Regions from separate parts of the Mus musculus genome. Here region 2 is linked to region 1. The links are chromatin contacts, found by Hi-C or POLR2A ChIA-PET in ENCODE. All regions are on one chromosome and are shown on one strand. The core of a region is the stretch at or near the end of the contact, and the rest is flanking DNA. Distances in the headings are between cores, read along the strand shown. Region 1 holds the start of Btbd19 (BTB (POZ) domain containing 19). Region 2 holds the start of Kif2c (kinesin family member 2C).

What was found. A loop is a pair of places that touch in the nucleus more often than their neighbours do. ChIA-PET counts read pairs that join two places held with the same protein, here RNA polymerase II (POLR2A).
Region 2: POLR2A ChIA-PET joins it to region 1 with 11 read pairs in embryonic stem cell. The contact joins the promoter of Kif2c here to the promoter of Btbd19 in region 1. A Hi-C loop is called at or near these places in 1 of 37 maps with a recorded cell type or tissue (heart). POLR2A ChIA-PET finds 5 or more read pairs at or near these places in 4 of 5 experiments (Patski and embryonic stem cell).

Annotation. Positions count from the first base shown.
Region 1 is chr4:117,122,932-117,127,752 of GRCm38, forward strand. It overlaps Btbd19 (BTB (POZ) domain containing 19), which reads right to left and starts at 2,727. Exons shown (of 8, transcript NM_001384196.1): 1 at 2,398-2,727; 2 at 1,008-1,209; 3 at 798-851. The coding sequence starts at 2,483. It overlaps Tctex1d4 (Tctex1 domain containing 4), which reads left to right and starts at 3,882. Exons shown (of 4, transcript NM_175030.2): 1 at 3,882-3,927; 2 at 4,051-4,157; 3 at 4,345-4,413.
Region 2 is chr4:117,180,344-117,184,592 of GRCm38, forward strand. Kif2c (kinesin family member 2C) reads right to left here and starts at 2,281. Exons shown (of 20, transcript NM_134471.4): 1 at 2,088-2,281; 2 at 229-323. The coding sequence starts at 2,148.

The sequences.
Region 1 (4,821 bases), core at 1,477-3,976:
CTGCCACTGACCTACACTCCCAGCCTAAAGCCCCGATTCTTTTTTTTTTTTTTTTCCTTTTTTTGGACAGAGTTTCTCTGTGTAGCCCTGGCTGTCCTGGAACTCACTCTGTAGATCAGGCTGGCCTTGAACTCAGAAATCTGCCTGCCTCTGCCTCCCAAGTGCTGGGATTAAAGGCGGGCACCACCAACGCCCGGCAAGTCCCGATTCTTGAAGCACCTGTGTGAATCAGCTTCCTGGTACCCTTCCCAGCTCACCCCACACCCAAGTTCCCAGTCCACCACACAGCTAAGGAGTTCCTTGAGTGTCCTGTGACTGTAATGTCATCTTCCCACCCCTGAACAAAACCCTATTTGTTCTTCCAGCTCTGACACAAAGGTTTCCTTCTCCAAGAATCTCTCTCCACACATCAGCTGTTTGCCCATCACACTTAGACCCCTACTTTTAAGTCTAGGGTTTTGAGACTCTTACTCTGTAGCTCAGGCTAGCCTGGAACTCCTTAGGTAGTTCAGGCTGGCCTTAACCTTGCCATCCTCCCTAAGCCAGAAGCACAAAGCCTCCATATATGTTAAGCATTTTCATGTCTCTCCTTCCATTCAATCATGGGCCAAAGCCAATTCACCGTTGCACTGAAGAACCAGCCATAAATACTTCCTGTGCTCACTCAGCACACACTGAGCATGTACAGATCCTGTGTACACAGAGAGCTATCATACTCTGTGTGAGAAGGTCAGACTATGAAGGAGACGATGAACTGAAAGGCAAGGGAGACAAGATGGCTTGCCTGAGACACTCACCTCTCGAAGTTCCTCCAGCCCATATTCCACAGCTGTTGTCAGCACCTCCAGCACCTGCGGGGGGGGGGGGGGGGCGAGGAGGGAGAGGGGAGTGGCTGAGGGAGCAGAAGGGAGTTTCCCCCACCCCTCAACCCACAGCATAATGGGCATCCTTCTGACTCGGGCATCCTCATCTTCTCTCCCACCCAGACCTCTGCTTGGTAGGCTCACAGAGTGTTGGTGCAGCTTGACACTGTTGGTGTATAGGAACTCCAGCACAGCTAAGAAGGCTTCGGCAGGCACAGTGCTTAGCACCACAGGACTAGGTACCCCAGGGCCCAAAAGTCTCTGGAAGAAGTTACATCTACAGGCCAACAAGCACCGGTGGGCAAATACCTCTTGCCGTTCTTGACCAACCACAAAGCAAATATCACTGTGGAAGAGAGGGAGGGCCAGGGGAGGGGATCTCAGACCTAGATCACACTGTTGGCTTTACCTCTGTCACACTAGGGCTTCTTTTTGTGTGAGGTCAAAGCCTACATCTGGAAGACACAAGCCTGTGCTCTAGTCTCAGTTCCACTCGGTGACTTTATATCTTTGACTCTAAGACTTTTCAGCCATGATGGCAGGTCTCAAGGGAGTGGACTATGCTTGGTTCACAGGGGGCGGGGGGATGGGGGGGTAGGGGGATAGCAGAGCTCATGCAAGCCAGGTTGATGTCTCCCCAGTCTGAATCTTGGGGGAGAGGACACTCCTCTTGGGACGCCTTCACCAAATGCCAACTCAGCATTTTTACCCTTCTTCCTGTGGGAGGGTGTGAGGATGTGGGGTACAGAGCACACTGACTGCAGACAGACATGACAGTGATCACCATCATGAGGTGAGACCACATTTTCCATCTTCATAATCACTTCCGGCCCCAGCCTCTGTGTTAAGTAGGGGTAGGAGGCAGCAGCGAGCGCTTCAGCTTCCAAAGCCTCCTGCCTAAGGCTCCACTCTTCAGGCCAGACTGTGGCACCCTGTCCTCAAAAAACCGAGAATTATGGCAGTCTTAACCCTGGGGAGCAGGGCAGCCTCTGAGAGTCTGGGGATGGGAAACAGAGTTCTTGTCTCCCATGACCAGCCCTGCCCCCAGTGAACTCTATTCCTGGTTTCAGACAGCACTAGTCTCTTGGGCAAGCAGTGGGTGGTCGGAAACCTTGAACTACTTCCTGTCTGGGTCTCCGGCTCGATCCTTTGGGCTTCGTTCCTCTTATGAATCGCTAGAGCCATCCATACCTCTGTCTCTTCAAGATAAGACGTTCCAGTGCTCAGTCGAAAGCCCAATGGGGGTGAATCAAATCATAACCCATCTTTCAGGGCCGAGGGGGTGGAGGAGAAGCCAGAGAACTCAGGCATTGCCTGAGTTCACACAGCTGCCCTCCCTTCTATCTGCCACTACCCCCGCCTCTGACTCTCAGGGTAGTGTGGCCACAGACAAGTAAATTTCCTCTATAGCTGACTTCCTCACAGACTGAGTTCCCCAGGGAGGCCAAGTGTTCTTTCCCGGGCTTCCTTGCCCTTAGCCTCCTCAAATTCACAGGCCAGCTAGGGAAAACCCCCCAGGGGGCCACTGCCTCACCTGTACTGGGGGTTGTTGATGAGGCTTCGAAGTGCTGTGGAAAAGGGTGCAGCCTGCCCACGTACCACCAGTCCTGGGTTCTCCATAAGTGCAGTGGGCAGTAGGTTAAAGGGTGGAACAGTCTAGAAGGCCTAGCCAGGCCAAGAAAGACCTGAGAGGGAGGGCAGGAGCTGGAGGCCTGTTTGCCGAGGAGCTAAAATATAGGAGCAGAAAGGCCCAGGTCCTTAAAGAAGGCCTGAGGTTCAGGAAAGGGATGCAGATGCAGACAGGACCCAGAGAAGAAGCTGGGGCTAGAAAGGCCTATGATCCCGGGAGAGGCTGGTGGTGGATGAGGCCCAGGTTGGGAATCTGCCCAGGCAGCAGCTGGGTGGGAAGCCTGTGGGTTTCCATAGAAACTGGAGCTGAGCCTGAGGAGGCCCCGCCCATCTCCCTATACGCCCAGGGGGGGAAAAAAATCAGCAGTAGAAGGGCCCTAAGATGAGTCTGAGGGCCCTAGTGCTGGCTGGCTCCCCGCCTACACTGAGTTCAGAATCCAAGGCCTCTGCTTTTCTAATCCCTTCCCACGGCTGCATTTTAGAAACACCCGAGACATCACCCCATCAGGGAAAATTCTCAAACCTAAGTGTGGTTTTCAAGGCTCAGACTTAGCTTGCCTGGGAGGGGGCAGCCCCACACCTCCCAGAGCAGGGGAGGTGAGGTGTCAGTTCTAACAGGAGTAGCGCAGCCTCTGGCAGCCCCGAAAAGCAATCCCCCTAAGGAAAGAGGTGCTGCCTACAGGTCCCAGACACGTGAGTAGGTCAGCAAAGGTTAAGAAACCGGACTTAGAATCACTGAGTCATGGCCATGCCAGGCCTGGGTCCTTCCCGCTGAACCAATAGGCCTCCCTTCAGCACATAGCTCTGAACTAAGGAAGTCATCCAAGCCCCACCCTGCCCTGAAGCGGAAATGTTTGTCCTTGTTGAGGCTGCTGGGGAGAATGCTGAACCATGACGTGCTCTTTCCTGTGAGCCCAGATACTAAATTCCTAAGAAGCTGCCCCCGCAATCTCAAGGTTTTAGCATATCCCAGCCCCCCCCCCCCCCCGTGACTTATTCACAGATGGCCAGGCCAGATCCAGTGGCCCCCTGGTGGGTTTTCCTCTCGTGGACCTGTGAATTAGAGGAGGCTAGCTAAGGGTGAAGAGGCAGGGAGAGATTCATATGAAATAGTGGCTCTGAAACTAGGACCTTTCTGAACAGTGCACCTCTCTCGGCACCGGCTCCCTTAGCCTGTGATGCCCTAGAACTCCAAGCCCCCGTGGACCCTCTCTCCCTGGTAACTCAGAGCGCCCCTCCTTTCTGCAGGTGCCCATAGCAGGAACACTTAGGTTATTCCAGAGTTTGGCCAGGGGAAGGATTTCTGGGAGGGAGAGGTGTGCTTGCCACAGCCCCATGGTAACTGCACAACACAAGCCTTCCTCGCCCACAGGCCTGTCAGGCCAGCTCAGTGAAGACTGTGGGGCCAGCAGAGCTTGGAGGCCAAAGGCTGCAGGTGAGTCAGATGCCTGCGGGAGTTTCAGGGGAAGAGGGCATCCGTCTCATAGGTGATTCCGAAGGAGTTAGAGACCCAAGCAGGACGATGGAAGTTGCTTCTCCCCATGTCTCCCACCTCCAGATGCAGCCGGTGGAGAGGGAGAAAAGTCCCACCGTACACAGAGCAGGGAAGATGATTAAGTTCTCTACCTCTGAGGCTACAGAGAGCTGTGGGAGTGATGGAGTCGGGTCTGTCCCTTCTGGCTATTGAAGAAACCCAGAAACCAGCTTCATGTCCCCATTCTGCTGATGAAGTCAAGTGGGAGGAGAAAGGGGAAGTGGATCTAGCCTCCTGTGACCAAGGGAAAGGAACACTGGGTAGAGGTTCCATGACCATAGACTAAGCAGCCCCTTTCCTTGCTTGTGTCTCTCACAGCTCTTAACCGGCTCTAAGCACCTAGTAGGCACACAGCCCCAATCTGACCTACTTGTTCCAAACGTACAGGTAAGAAAGGGCTATGGAGTGGCTATAGACAAGGTATATATGCCTATAGTCTCCTAGGGAGACAGTGAATGTAGTCATGCCTATAATCCCACCATTCCGGAGTTGGAGGCAGGGAGATGGAGTTCAAGGCCAGCCTCAGGTACATAAAAGAGTTGACAACAGCCTTTGATCGCAGCACTCAGGAAGCAGAAAACAGATGGATCTTGATGAGTTTGAGGCTAGCCTGGTCTACAAAGCCAGTTCCAGGACAGCCAGGGCTACAAAGGGAAATACTGTTTTAAGAAAGAAAAAAAGAAAAAAGAAAGAAAAGCTGGGCAGTGGTGGTGCTCGCCTTTAATCCCAGCACTTGGGAGGCAGAGGCAGGTGGATTTCTGAGTTCCAGGCCAGCCTGGTCTACAGAGTGATTTT
Region 2 (4,249 bases), core at 1,031-3,530, 57 kb after region 1:
GAGCCTTGGTTAGGGTTCGATGCAATTTGCTCTCCATAGACAAACCAGAAATGGCTAATTGCTTCAATTTAGAACATCTGACTAAAAGGAATCCCAATGTCTCCAGGGAGCACCATTTCTTAAGACTGGAGAGGATAGCACAGCATTAGGCTGGGCTGTCACCGGTTCACACAGATGCTCTGCACAGGATCATGGGAGATGCCACACAAGCATCCTCAGAGGACCTACCTCTTTGCCTTTTGTGGTACCTCCTTCGATCCATTCCACCGAAACACAGGATTTCTCCACGTTCACTGTGCTTATATTGGCGGGGTGAATTAAGCCTATGTATGAGAAGGTCAGAAGTTATCCATGTGTCTCCTAAGAACTTAAGTTTTTTTTAAGGTGTTCTTTTTTTTTTTTTGACTGCGCCACCACTGCCTGGCCAAACTTAAGTTTTTATTCTCCACTTTGCTTTTAGGATCCTAAAGACTTCAAATTTACATTTACCTCGGAAGGGAAATTTGTTTTGTTTTGTTTTTGTTTTTTTTTGTTTGTTTGTTTGTTTGTTTTTTCGAGACAGGGTTTCTCTGTGTAGCCCTGGCTGTCCTGGAGCTCACTTTGTAGACCAGGCTGGCCTCGAACTCAGAAATCCGCCTGCCTCTGCCTCCCGAGTGCTGAGATTAAAGGCGTGCGCCACCACGCCCGGCTTTGTTTTGTTTTTCAAGACAGGGTTTCTCTGTATAGCCCTGGCTGTCCTGAAACTTACTTTGTAGACCAGGCTGGCCTCGAACTCAGAAATCCGCCTGCCTCTGCCTCCCGAGTGCTGGGATTAAAGGCATGAGCCACCATGCCCGGCTCCGGAAGGGAAAATTTAATTCTCTTTTAAAAAATACAAACAGCCAGGCAGTGGTGGCCCTTGCCTTTAATCCCAATACATCAGGGATAGAGGCCTGAGGAGTTCTGTGAGTGAGGACAGCCTGGTCTACAACGTGAGTTCCAGGACAGACAGGGCTACACAGAGAAACCCTGTTGTCAAAGTGTAATTCCACTTCCAGAGGATTTCACAAAACACCAATGAACATAAAATAAAATAATAAATTTAAAAAGCAACAAACAAACAAAACACCAAAGAACTAGGCCTGTGATGGTGCATGCCTTTAATCCTAGCACTTGCAAAGTACAGTAGGTGGATCTCTGTGAGTTCGAGGTCAGCCTGATCTACAAAGCAAGTCCAGGTCCAAGGCCCTGTTACAGAGAAACTGTCTCAAAAAATAAAACAAAACACAAATGCTAGTTAGTAATTCTAGTGGGGTTCACCCTTAGACCATTCCACAGTGGAAGTGAACAGGGAATGGGCCTTAAACCCCAGCTCCATAGGATAAAATTGCATCACCGCTCCAACAGAATGAAGATTCATTTGAGCAAGTAAGTTACTACATTCCTTGGAGGAGCTATTCCTGAACACATCAGTAAAGAGCTGGACCGCTGGAGTTCCCTGGTCCATTTTTGGCAGTGGTTGGCTAGTCCATGAATGACCCGTTATTAGACCTGTAGAAATTGCTTAATAAAGACAGATGGTTGAGCCGGGCAGTGGTGGTGCAACGCCTTTAATCCCAGCCCTTGGGAGGCAGAGGCAGGGGATTTGTGAGTTCGAGGCCTGGTCTACAGGAGTTCCAGGACTACACAGAGAAACCCTTCCTTGAAAAACCAAAACAAACGCCAAAAAAAAAAAAAAAAAAAAAAAAAAGCCGGGCGTGGTAGTGCATGACCTTTAATCCCAGCACTCAGGAGGCCGAGGAAGCCGCGGGTCCAACAAAGCAAAACAGGTTCAGAGGAAATGCATCCAATCGCTATAACCTAGCTAGGCGCACCAATAACCGCAGACGTGCTCCGCCCACACTCAGAAAGCAGGCAAGGGACCCACAACCAAAGTAGCGTTTTCCTCCTGTGTAGGGGACACCGACTGCCAGTGTAGTGACATGGACCCCCTCAGTGTGGAATAAGGGAAAGTATCCCAAAGCTTTGCCACACGGAGATTCAGATAACCATCTTGGCAGTCTCACCGCTCTTGGGTCGTCCCCTTGGCCTCAAGACCCTGCCCTCACCATTGCTGCGTTGAATGTTGATGGAGAGACCAGGAAACAGGCGTGCGTGAAGCGACTCCATGGACTCAGGAACAACAACAGGCAACACAAATGAAAGAAGCTTGGAAACCACGACTCTGCTAATACTGCGCTGTGTTAACAACGCCTAAACCGCTGCAGTTTAAATCCCGCGCGCCAGCCTCCCTACAACGTCACCAGTGCGACGCACCGCAGAGCAATGTGGGATATGTAGTCTTGGTCTCCGACTTCCGGCGCGTGGCCGGGCTCCCGAGCTCTGAGACTGATGGGAAGGGTTTTTGGTTGGTTGGTTGGTTGTTTGGTTTTTTCGTTTGTTTGTTTTGTTTTGTTTTTCTAGCTCTTGCTGTCCTGGAACTCACTCTGTAAACCAGGCTGGCCTCGAACTCAGAAATCCGCTTGCCTCTGCCTCCCGAGTGCTGGGATTAAAGGCGTGCGCCACCACGCCCAGCTGATGGGAAGGTTTTATGGCTTCTGGCCTTACCCTCCCGCTACCAGGTCGAACTTCTGCCTTTATGTAAGACTAGGAAACTTATGTATAATGTTTCAGTGAGGGCCTTGTGATTCTACAGACAGGGGTTCAAATCCTGGTTTCTTGATGATTGCTTTCTCTTTGAAATGTATACAATATTTCGAAGACACCAATTAAAAATAGTCACATGCTAGTGCTAGACATAGTGCTAGATTGGGATAGTGGAATAAACAAGACGAATGGTTCCTGTCCGTGAAACTTTTTTTTTTTTTTTTTTCCTATTAGGAACACGGGGGAAGTCATACGGTGGTGACTCGAGCCTTTAATCCTACCACTAGAGAGAGGCAAATTTGACTTCGAAGTCAGTCTGGTCTACAGCCTGAGTTCCAGAATAGCCAAGATTACACAGGGAAACCCTTTCTAGAAAAACAAAACAAAACAGAACACAAGAGAAGCGGGGTATGGTAGATCATGCCTATAATCCTAGCTCCCTGTAGATGAAGAAAAGAGAATAATTTCAAAGCCAACCTTAGCTAAGCAGCATGTTTGAGGCCAGAGTGGGCTGTGTGAAACTGTCTCAAACAAACAAACAAACAAACAAAAAAAGATGCTGGCAATGAAAAGCAGCCTACAATGCCTAAATGCTGGAATTAGCATGAATCACCATACCTGATTTTTGTCATTATTTATAATGTCTTTTTGTTTCGTAGTACTAGGTATTAACTCCAGGACTTTGTGCATGTGCCACTACTGTCCGGCTTCTAGGGGAACGTTCTTACACTGAACCACATCATTACTGCCCCAGTATGCAGACCTATGCAGACCAAGAACCCCCACCGCCCCGCGGAGGATATGTATAGTGTAAATGGTGTCTAGCCCTTGGTCTATCCAACCTTGACAAGCCTGAAGACCTGAGTTTGATCTTCTGGACCTACATGGTAGGAGAATGAACTCCCCAAAGCCTCCACAAATGTGCCATGGCATGCACCACATACACACACACACATACTAAATAAACAAGTTAAATGTAGTTACATTAAAAACAAGAATAGTGCCAGGCTTGGTGGCACATGCCTTTAATCCCAGCACTCGGGAGGCAGAGGCAGGCAGATTTCTGAGTTCGAGGCCAGCCTGGTCTACAAAGTGAGTTCCAGGACAGCCAGGGCTATACAGAGAAACCCTGTCTCGAAAAACAAAACAAAACAAAAAACCCAAACCAAAACAAATACTCTTTGTTAGGGCTGGCGAGATAGGTCAGTGGTTAAGAGCGCTGACTACTCTTCCGAAGGTCCCGAGTTCAAATCTAATGAAATCTGATGCCCTCTTCTGGAGTGTCTGAAGACAACTACAGTGTACTTACATATAATAAATAAATAAATCTTAAAAAAAACAACAACCAAGAATAGCAACAGTGGAAGGAAGGACAGGGTATTGAGATGGCTCAGAGGGTAAAAGCCCTTGCTGCTGTGCTTGAGCCTGGAACACACAGGATGGAAAGAGAGAGCTAACCCCTGAAGGCTGTCATCCCTTTAACCTCATGCCGATGACGATGATGGTAAAGTTAAAATATAAAAGAAAACAACTTCTTGTCCATGAACATCTTAGACTGGCCTCTAACTCACAGTGTAGCAGAGTGACCTGTTTTCTTTGTTTTGTTTTTTGAGGCAGGGTCTTA